2 separate regions of the Homo sapiens genome follow, and region 2 is linked to region 1. The links are chromatin loops, found by intact Hi-C in ENCODE. Cell type or tissue: IMR-90. All regions are shown on one strand.

The links. A loop is a pair of places that touch in the nucleus more often than their neighbours do. Peaks named below come from ENCODE experiments on the same cell type or tissue, not always from the same donor. Only the 100,000 strongest peaks of a DNase experiment are listed, where the experiment ranks them.
Region 2: a loop joins it to region 1, with 3 times the contacts of the local background. A loop is called at or near these places in 18 of 110 quality-filtered maps.

Annotation. Positions count from the first base shown.
Region 1 is chr4:22,511,960-22,516,959 of GRCh38, forward strand. It overlaps ADGRA3 (adhesion G protein-coupled receptor A3), which reads right to left and starts at 4,107. Exons shown (of 19, transcript NM_145290.4): 1 at 3,569-4,107. The coding sequence starts at 3,825. MIR12115 (microRNA 12115) reads left to right here and starts at 3,353; the gene lies at 3,353-3,426. In IMR-90, no CTCF peak of the experiment used is centred here; DNase peaks (open chromatin) are centred at 2,162 and 3,442; H3K4me3 peaks cover 2,467 bases; H3K27ac peaks cover 1,838 bases.
Region 2 is chr4:22,408,486-22,413,485 of GRCh38, forward strand. It overlaps ADGRA3 (adhesion G protein-coupled receptor A3), which reads right to left. Exons shown (of 19, transcript NM_145290.4): 14 at 4,697-4,905. Among named protein-coding and RNA genes, the nearest start is that of MIR12115, 100 kb to the right of the region's middle. In IMR-90, a CTCF peak has its summit at 2,337 (motif pointing right); no DNase peak of the experiment used is centred here.

The sequences.
Region 1 (5,000 bases):
GATCTTCACTCACTGCAACCTCCGCCTCCCGGGTTCAAGCGATTCTCCTGCCTGCCTCAGTCTCCCTAGTAGCTGGGATTACAGGTGCAAGCCACCACATCCAGCTAATATCTGTATTTTTAGTAGAGATGGGGTTTCATCATGTTGGTCAGGCTGGTCTCGAACTCCCGGTCTCAAGTGATCTGCCCATCTCAACCTCCCAAAGTACTGCGATTACAGGTGTGAGCCACTGCGCCCGCCCCACAGTGATCTTTTTCCTCTTTCCAGAATTGGCTCAGGATCCTCAATCCCACTAGGATTGAGGGAGAAGGAGGCCCTGGTTGCCCTCCTCTGGGTTTCTTTTGCTACATGTGCACCCTGGTAATAGAGCATTGACCATACTGTTCTGAGACTTAGTCATGAATTTTTCTCCCCAAATATCTGTAATTTCCTGGAGAAGAAAGAGCATGTTTTTATTTGTATTCTGTCATGAGCTGGACAGTGTTTCATAGAAAGAAATGTCCAAGTCCTGACCTTTTAACGTGATCTTACTTGTAAACAGGGTCTTTGCAGATGTATTTAATTAAAGGATCTTGGGATGAGATCATCCTGGACCTAGGGTGGACCCTAAATTCAGTAACTGGTATCCTTATAAGAGAAAGGAGAGGACTTGAGACACACAGACACACAGGGAGAAGGCCAATGGAAGGCAGATGCGGAGACTTAAGTGATGCTGCCCCAAGCCAAGGAAAACCAGAAGATGAGAGACGCAAGCATGAATTCTTCCTAAAGTCCTCAGAGAGAGCATGGCCCTGCTAATAGATTGATTTGGGGTTTGTGGCCTCCAGAACTATGAGCGAATAAATTTGTTGTTTCAAGCCACCAAGCCTGTAGTAATCTGCAGCAGCCCTAGGCACTAACACACAGTCCAAACTTCAACACGCTACCTACTACCTAGAGGCCACTCAACAAAAACTGTGCTCAACTAAGATGAAGGCAAGGTGAGGAATGAGAAAGCATCTGAACTGCAGGACAGGAATCTGGGACGTGGACTCTGATGCTACTATGAGAATTCTGGTGAGCAAGTCCCTTATCTACAGTAACTCTAACTCTTTCCCCAGTAAAATGAGGAAACTGGCCCATAAGACCCCTCTACAGGGGGCCTCATATACCTTGAACCCTCTTCAGCCAGAACAACTTTCCTCTTTTTTTTTTTTTTTTTTTGAGATGGAGTTTCATTCTTGTTACCCAGGCTGGAGCGCAATGGTGCCTTCTTGTCTCACTGCAAACTCCTTCTCCTTGGGTTCAAGCAATTCTCCTGCCTCAGCCTCCCGAGTAGCGACTAGCTGGGATTACAGGTGCACGCCACCACGCCCAGCTAATTTTCTGTATTTTTAGTAGAGATGGGGCTTTAAGCATGTTGGCCAGGCTGGTCTCGAACTCCTGACCTCAGGTGATCCACCCACTTCCACCTCTCAAAGTACTAGGATTACAGGCATGAGCCACCACAACCAGCAGAACAGCTTTAATTGATCCTTAATTGTATCTTCTTCCCATTCACTAAACAAATTTTTTTTTTCTTTTTTTTTTTGAATGGGAGTCTCACTCTGTTACATAGGCTGGAGTGCAGTGGTGCGATTTCGGCTCACTGCAATCTCCACCTCTCGGGTTCAAGTGATTCTCCTGCCTCAGCCTTCCAAGTAGCTGGAATGACAGGCATACGCCACTACGCCTGGCTAATTTTTGTATTTTTAGTAGAGACAGGGTTTCGTCAAGTTGGCCAGGCTGGTCTTGAACTCCTGACCTCAAGGGATCCACCCGCTTTGACCTCACAAAGCCCTGGGATTACAGGTGTGAGCCCACCATGCCCAACCTTAACTTTATTTTCATCTAAAAAGCTTTCAGGCAAAAAAAAAAAAAAAAAAAAAAAAAAAAACTGGATTGAAATGACATTTCATAGTTACTTATATTTTAACCAGTTTCTAAAAATTGTAGAAAAATAGTTTAATTGGTAATATGCTGAAAATCAATTTACCACCATATCCCCTATTTTTTTCTGCAACGCAAAATCAACAATTTACTAGTAGTTGACCTAATCCAGCTGAAATTGTGGACACTTTTAGGTCAGAAAAACTGGACCTAAACATGAGTCAACGTAAATGTCACTCATTGACCCAAAACCTAAATGTTTATAACATAACTGCATGATGACTAATTTTTGCAGAGTAACAAAGAAAATCTCCTCCAACATTGGGATTTTCTCCATTTGGACTGTAATTAAAGTCCCATACCGAAAATTTCCACTTCAAAGAATCTGACTAAGAAATAAATAAATATAACTGCTGCCACCACCACATGGTAACGTGTTAGTAACGGAGTCAAATAAAACAAAAACTCTTTCATCCATCTTCATGCCTCCATAAATAGACACATAGACACAATTTTCATGGTTAAACGTTTCCTAATTCAAAAAATGGAAATGAAGGTAAACAAAAGTGTTAGTAATGAAATGTATACCTGGCCTACCTGTGTATACTCCTGCTGAATTTGGGTTACATTTAAAACCATACTTTAAGTGTTTTCATAGATCATGCTGCGGTCCTTGCATTCATGTTTGTATAGTGGCTGCCTTGATTCTTTTTTTAGGAAACCAACCAAAACAACATAGAGGAACCCCGAGCCAAGGGACTCACATTTCAGTTGAACAAAATACCCATGAGAAACACTTAGACTCAAAACTTTCCAAACCAATTCATCCTTCTGAAAACAAACTCGACAGTCACTGGGGCCAACTGTTCAGCTAGAATTGGCAAAACTACGTTTGCAAAACTGAACCGTGAATCCCAGCACAAGTGAGTTACCAAAATTTTTCCTTCCAGGTGGAAACTCAATCCGAAAATCAAAAATCCCTCGAGTTGGAAGGCTCAATAAACCCACGGTTTTCAGTTCCAATGTTCCTGGCTTTTAAATATAAGCCCTCACAGACACGAAAACGGGACTGCAAGGTACATAAACAGATTGATCTGAAATGTTTCCAGCCCTTAATAACAACTCTATCTTAAAAGGTGCTCTTTAACTGTAATAAAACTAAGATAGCAAAAGGCAAAGGAAGCGTCTTGGGGTTTGGGCTCGCACACAGTCCTTGTGTTTTGCAAACTCTACCACGTAAGTGTAACTTAATTTGCAAAGAAGCAGAAGGACTGGCGCTTGCAATCAAGCATTGTGTTTTCTGGAAACCCAAGCCCAGGATGAATGAGCTTTAACTCTGTTGACTGCGTGTTTACTTGCATCCTCACGTGGCACCGCGCAGCCCAAAAGCGCTGCGCCGGGGACAGCGCGGGGAGCGCCTGAGAACCCGAAAACTTTACTTTGCAAACTAGTGGAGCTGGGAGGCAGCTCGGACGCAGATTCCCTTGCCTTTCCCTGAACTGCACCCATGCCAAGCACACGAGGTCTTTCCTAGCACCGCCCCCTGCCTACAGCTCCACACAAAGGCGCGTGGGTGCCGGCTGGACCCTGCTCCAAAGTTGAGCGGAGAGATAAGAAAGAGCCGAGCGGGAGAGGACCCAGCGTCGCGGGAGATACTCACAGGGTGACCGTGCGGTTGGGCAGAGTATCTGGGGGCAGGACCTGCGCGAGTTCCAGGCTGCTGCACACCACCTTGCCCTCGGCGGCGCCCGCCGCCCTGCCAGCCCCTCGGGGCCGCCCATCGTGCTTGCAGCCGGCGGGCAGCGCCGCGGCGCCGCCGCCGCCGCCGCCTCCCAGCAGCGCGAGCAGCGCTAACAGCGAGAGCGGCAGCAACAGCGGCGGCTGCGCGCGGCCCCGCCGGCGTCCGGGTGGCTCCATGCTGCGGGCCGGGGCCTGCGGGGCGAGCGGCGGCGCACTGGCCTAGCGGGCCGCCCCGGAGCCCGGGCGGGCAGGAGCGCGGCGCGGGCCCAGCGGCGACCGGAGCCTTATGGCGGCCGGAGGACGGGCCTTCCCCGGCGCGGACATGCTCCTTTGTCCGCTGCGGCTGCGCTGGGCCTCTAGGGAGCCGGGGGTCACGGCCGCATGGGTCCCAGCGCCGCTCTACCGCCCGGCGCGAGCACCGCCTCCTCCTCCTCCTCTGCCGCCGCCGCCGCCGCCACTGCCTCCTCCCCTGGCCAGGACCCGCGCGCGGCGGCTCCTCCCCGCCCGCCGCCGGCGGCCGCCCCCGCCCCTTCCCCTCCTCTTTCCCGGCTCTCCTGCTCTCCCCGTGTCTGCAGCTGCCCGGGACCTCGGGGAGGAGGCGCGCGCTCCCGGGACCTGCCGAGCCCGACTCCGACCCGGTGCGCGCCCGGGCCTCGGCCTCCGGGCAGGAGTTGTGGGGAGCCCGCGGGAAGGCAGTAACTCGTAGAGAGAACGGAGGAAAGTTCGAGTCCGAACGGAGGAAAGTTCGAGTCCAAACTCCACCCGCGGTGGCCACTCTCCTGCTCGTTTCCCTTCGCCGCCACCGCGCTCGCACCGCGGGCACAGGACAAAGCAGTCTTGTGCGCTCCTGGAGACTGCCCATGTGGCCCAAGGAGCCTGGCCCGGAGGATGGAGTAGGGACGAGAGTAGGGAATTTCCCTGACCAACCCTATGGGAAAAGTACCCAAAACCAAGTGTTTCGGAAGGAATCGCCTTCTCACCTCATTATGGTAGTCTTATTTGTCCCAAATACACTGGAGCCAGTAAACAGGTTCCTCTTCAATACAGTGAACAATCTGAAGCTGTTTCTGGCCTTCAGCAACAACAGCGATGGTCTCTAAAGGATGCATCTGGACCTCACTAGAAAGGCAGCCTTTTGAAAGAAATTCGACAGGCAAAGATACTTGAGATGTTCACCAGTTCGAGCAATAATGAGCAAACCCTCCAAGAAACCCCAACAGAATTGATTACTCTGACTTCCAGCCTCGCCCTAACATTTGCAAGCCCAGGGCTTACCTACCCTATGTTTAAAATTTTACAAGGACTATATCATGCTAATAAAATATATTCTGTGCTCCTGCCTTGAGAAATTA
Region 2 (5,000 bases), 100 kb before region 1:
TTGAGCAGGAACGTCAGGAAAAGGGGATATCCAAACTGCCAATAAAAAGCTAAAGAAGTGCTCAACATCAATAGTCACCAGAGAAATGCAAATTAAAACTAGAATGATACATCACAACACTACCACCAGAAGACTAAAACTGAAGATTGACAATTCCAAGCATGGTCAAAATGTAGAGCACCTGGAACTCTCATTACTGTTGAGACTGTAAACCAACATAACCACTTTGGTCAACTGCATGGCTTTAGCTACTTAAAGCTAAACACATGGAAAGCCTACAATCTAGCAATTTCACTCCTGAGTGTACATGTCCATCATAAAACATATACATGAGTACTCACAGCAGCTTTTTCTTGACACCCAAAACCTAGAAACAGAAATGGCTATCAATGATAAAATGAACAAACTTTGGCATATTGATACAATGGACTGCTACACTGCAATGGAAAAGAATAAACTGCTGCTAAATGCAAAAATGAAGATAAATTCCAACCATGTAATGACAGGAAAGAACCTGACACAAGTGTACATACTACACAACTAAAGTCTAAAAACAGGCCAAACCTATCTATAGTGAGAGACATCAAAAGGGTGGTTCCTGGAGATGGTGGCAGGAACTGACTAGAGAGAAACACAGGAGCACTGTCCAGCACTCTACTACAAATCTTGTTCTTATACATTCTTTTGTAAAAATATAACCAATATTTGTGCACTTTGCTCAATACCTCAATTTAAACCAGTTGGTCCCTTTGATTATCAATTCCACTTTGGAGAATTTGTCTCACAGATGCTCAATTAAATGTGCAAAATGACACTGTACAAACCACTAGAAACAAACACAATAGAGAAATATCTAAATAAATTATGGTAGAAACATAATATTCAGAGATAAGAAAGAATGAGGAAACTCGTATATTGAGAGGATTTCAGAAAGGAGACTTAGCAGAGGGATTATTAACACAGATCCCAAAATGAGACTGTGAATTCAAATCCCAATACCAGCACTAGCTTTGTGAGCATGGCATTTAACCTCTCTCTGCCTCAGTTTCCACATCTGTACAGTGGGGGTGATGACAGTACTATTTCTCATGAGGCTGTTATAAGAGCTGAGTAACTGAATGTATATAAAGACATCAGAGGAGTGGCTGACACATAAGTGCTTAATAAAGATTGGCCACCACTACCACCATCACCATCCTCTTCTTTAAGATACATTATCACCATCATAGTTAAGAAATGTTGCTCTACAGAAAAAAGCACGGTTTAGAACAGTGTGTGTAGTATGCAACCTTTGTGCAAAAATGCAAAAAAATAGGAACATATACTCATTTTTGTTTCCATAAACACGAGGGTCTCCTCAACAATACGCGAGAAACAAACAGTAGTTACTTATCAGTGTGATACGAGAGATAGGTAGGACTTCCAGCTTTCACTGTATGTTAATGTGTAGAAATAAATAAAACATTACATCCATGTGAGTATAGTACTTATTTTAAAATTATTTAAACAAAAACATCACTAGCATTTATGTTCAATTATAGAGTAAATGATATCAAAGTTGCTTTGAATACCATTTTAATCTATAAAATGACATATTAAGATGGTATTCAGCATGTTTTATATAAACAAATGTAAAAGAATCACTAGAAAAAGAAAATTAATGAATGCTCTCTAGTTTCATATTTTTAGGTGAACACAACAAAAGAGGAATCAATGTATATAAATTAGCTTATCTTCACCACTAGTGATTAAAGTATTAAGCACTACATAGTTTGAACCTAATCATAACCCTACTTTCTATTCAGTTTTCTTTCTTTGTTTTTTCCTACAGACACCAGCTCCTGTGAATCTTCCTGCCCCACCTGGCTATTCCAGATCATATCATTCAAGCAAACCTAATTTCTGCTTAATTTTTTTTTCTGGCTCCCAATGAGACCTTAGTAAATAACTGGTATAGCAGGATGTATACTCAGATTTATGAACAAGTATATTCTTTATGTCGCATTTTTTAAAAATTCAAAACTCTTAAAATCAGATAAAGGAAAGTTTTATGGACTATATCCCAAGATAGGAATTTAGACTTACTATATAAAAGGATATATTAAGATGGTATTCAAGAGACATAGGATTTTATCAATTTTTAAAAGCTTAATATAAGGAAAAAAGACACTGCTTTCTAATTTGCTTTCTAATTTTTTAAAAACAATTTTTTCAATCCTAAACATAACTTTACCTAAAAGTGGGTATAATTTCATTAACTTTTTCTTTATGTTTAATTAGCAACTAACTCCCATGCAGTAACTTTAATTTTGTCAACAATTTCAAATACATTTCTCTTTGCTGCCTCTAGATGGCACAATTACATTTAAGAAAAGGAAAAAGTCTTTGAAAATAAATAGAAAAAAAATCTTAGTACTACAGTATTTTAACTTTAAAGAATTGTGTATTACATTTTTTTAAGAGATTAAAAGTCTGAAAGATAAAAGAATAGCTTATTCCTTCCAGAAAAGGATTATACTAATTTAATAGTTTTGAAGAACAGCTAGGAAGTTCACAAATAGATGCTTTAAACTGGTATTAGACTAAATAAAAATAAAAGTTTCACATGGTGCAATATCACAGCGAAGGCTTATAAAATGCATTTTTGTGTATGTTTTGTGTTTCATTTATTTTGCTCAATTTTTTCTTGTTAACTTATAAATTTCTGACAATGTTGAATATTATTTCTCATCAGTACATCACAGTTTATTTTATATTCAAAACTGAATGAGAAAACACTTTCAAAATGGAAGAGAAAATGCCACATACTTTAACGCTTCATGCTTTAATTTAAAAGGTGGCAGTGGCTCATGCCTATAATCCCAGCACTTTCCGAGCTTGAGGCAGGCAGATCACTTGAGTCCAGGAGATCAAGACCAGCCTGGGAAACATGGCAAAACCCAGTCTCTACTAAAAATACAAAAATTAGCCGGGTTTGGTGGTGCCTGCCTGTAATCCCAGCTACTCAGGAGGATGAGGTAAGAGAATCACCTGAGCCTGGGAGGTAGAGGCTGCAGTGAGGCGAGATTGCACCACTGCACTCCAGCCTGGGCAACCTGAGTGAGACTCTGTCTCAAAAAAACAAAAAATAAATATAAGTTGACTACACAATAATAAAATGTGAACTTATAGAAACCAGACTCATGCTTACAGAAATCAAGACATCTTCCATTTACAAAGAGAATCAGAATCATAAACTGTCAACACTAAAGTTAATCCCAATTGAATAAAGGTCCTTTATATATACAAATATACAAATATAGCCGAGTCTATAAACATACATGTTTAAATATGTTGCTTGCACTTGTATAAAATGCTCAATTATGTCAATGAAAAGATAATCCCTTTACTCTGATAAATAATCTATTCACCTTTCTGCTTGCTTGACCTGTGTACCAGGTAAGGTATAAGTTGAATTGAAACAACAACAACAACAAAAAAAAACATACAAGAGTCAAAGAAAATTATTTATAATTCAGGTTTACTTCAAGATCATTTCTAGTGCTAAATGCTATTTTTTTAAGAAAAGAAAAATTCATGAAATGTAAAATATATCATGTTTCAAGGTATTTAGCACTTTGATAAAACATTTTCTAGAAAACAGATTTACAGCTGGAATCAGAAATAACATAGAAGTTCCTCACACCCAGAGTAACCTCAAACCATTTCTGGGAAATGTCTTTCACACTCGTCAGTAATTCCTTCCACCGTACTCTAAATATACTCCTTGATGTCAGTATTTATAATAATTACAATATAAAATAAGAACTAGCATGGTTTATTTCATAATTATCTGCTCAGACGTCAGATTCACTTAAAGACCTCATTAATAAAAACACTTGCTCCTGTACATTAATAACTGTTATTTTACCCCCCAAAAATTACAGGTTGAGTATCCCTAACCCAAGAATCCTAAATCCAAAATGCTCCAAAATCTAAAACTTTTCAAAGAAAATGCTCCTTGGAGGATTTCAGATTTTTGGATTAGGAATGATGAACTGGTAAGTGATAATGCAAATATTCCAAAATCTGAAAAAATCCAAAATCCAAAACATTTTTAGTCCCAAGCATCTCAGATAAGAGATAAGACTCAACCTGTAATTAGTGTTAACAACGGCAAATAACAGAAAACAACACTAGACTGGCATTAAAACTGAAAAGACATTCTTTGTGTCAATACTGTCACTTGCAATGACAAAAATGAAATTATCATGATTAATTCTAAATTTAAATAGAGTCTAACAATTACGACATGTAGTGGGAAACAGCGCTAGATTGCAAAGTAGGAAAATGTTCTTTCACTACTCACTGTGTATCCTTCGGCAAATGAAATCACTCTTTCTGGGCAGAGGGAATCTGCATCAACAGTCTCTCCAAGTTTTAAGGTCAAAGACTAACTGAACTGATTGACTTATAAAGTTGATTTAAAATTCCTATATACCAAACTCAATCCCATACATTTCACTTGGTAGTAACTTAATTTCCCTTTAAAATCAAAATTAGAACACATATCATCTCATATAATCAAAGGGAGCAAATTATGTTAAAAGTAAAAAAAAAAAAAAAACAAAAAACAAAAAAACACTTCATTTGAGCTTAATTATGCATAGCAAAAATGTAGAATAGTGTTTATGCATAAAGTTAACAACTGCCATACCATTAAAACTGCATAGTTACTAAGGGAGTAGCACTGAATCGTAGTGATATTTTCATCTGAATAGAGTATATGGCACCCATCTGACTTCCAGCCTCCTTGTCCGTTCAGCAAATCGAAATCCCACCGGGCTGCAACAGCATCTGCTCCATGTGCAATTCGACGCAGTGTCACATTAACAGGGATGTGGTGGGTATCTACATTCACACCATCTGGAGAAAATGGGAAATAAAAATATTTCTGAAACAAACTTCATAACCAATTATAAATGTCAACTTCTACAGTAATGGGTACTCTGCAAGATCTT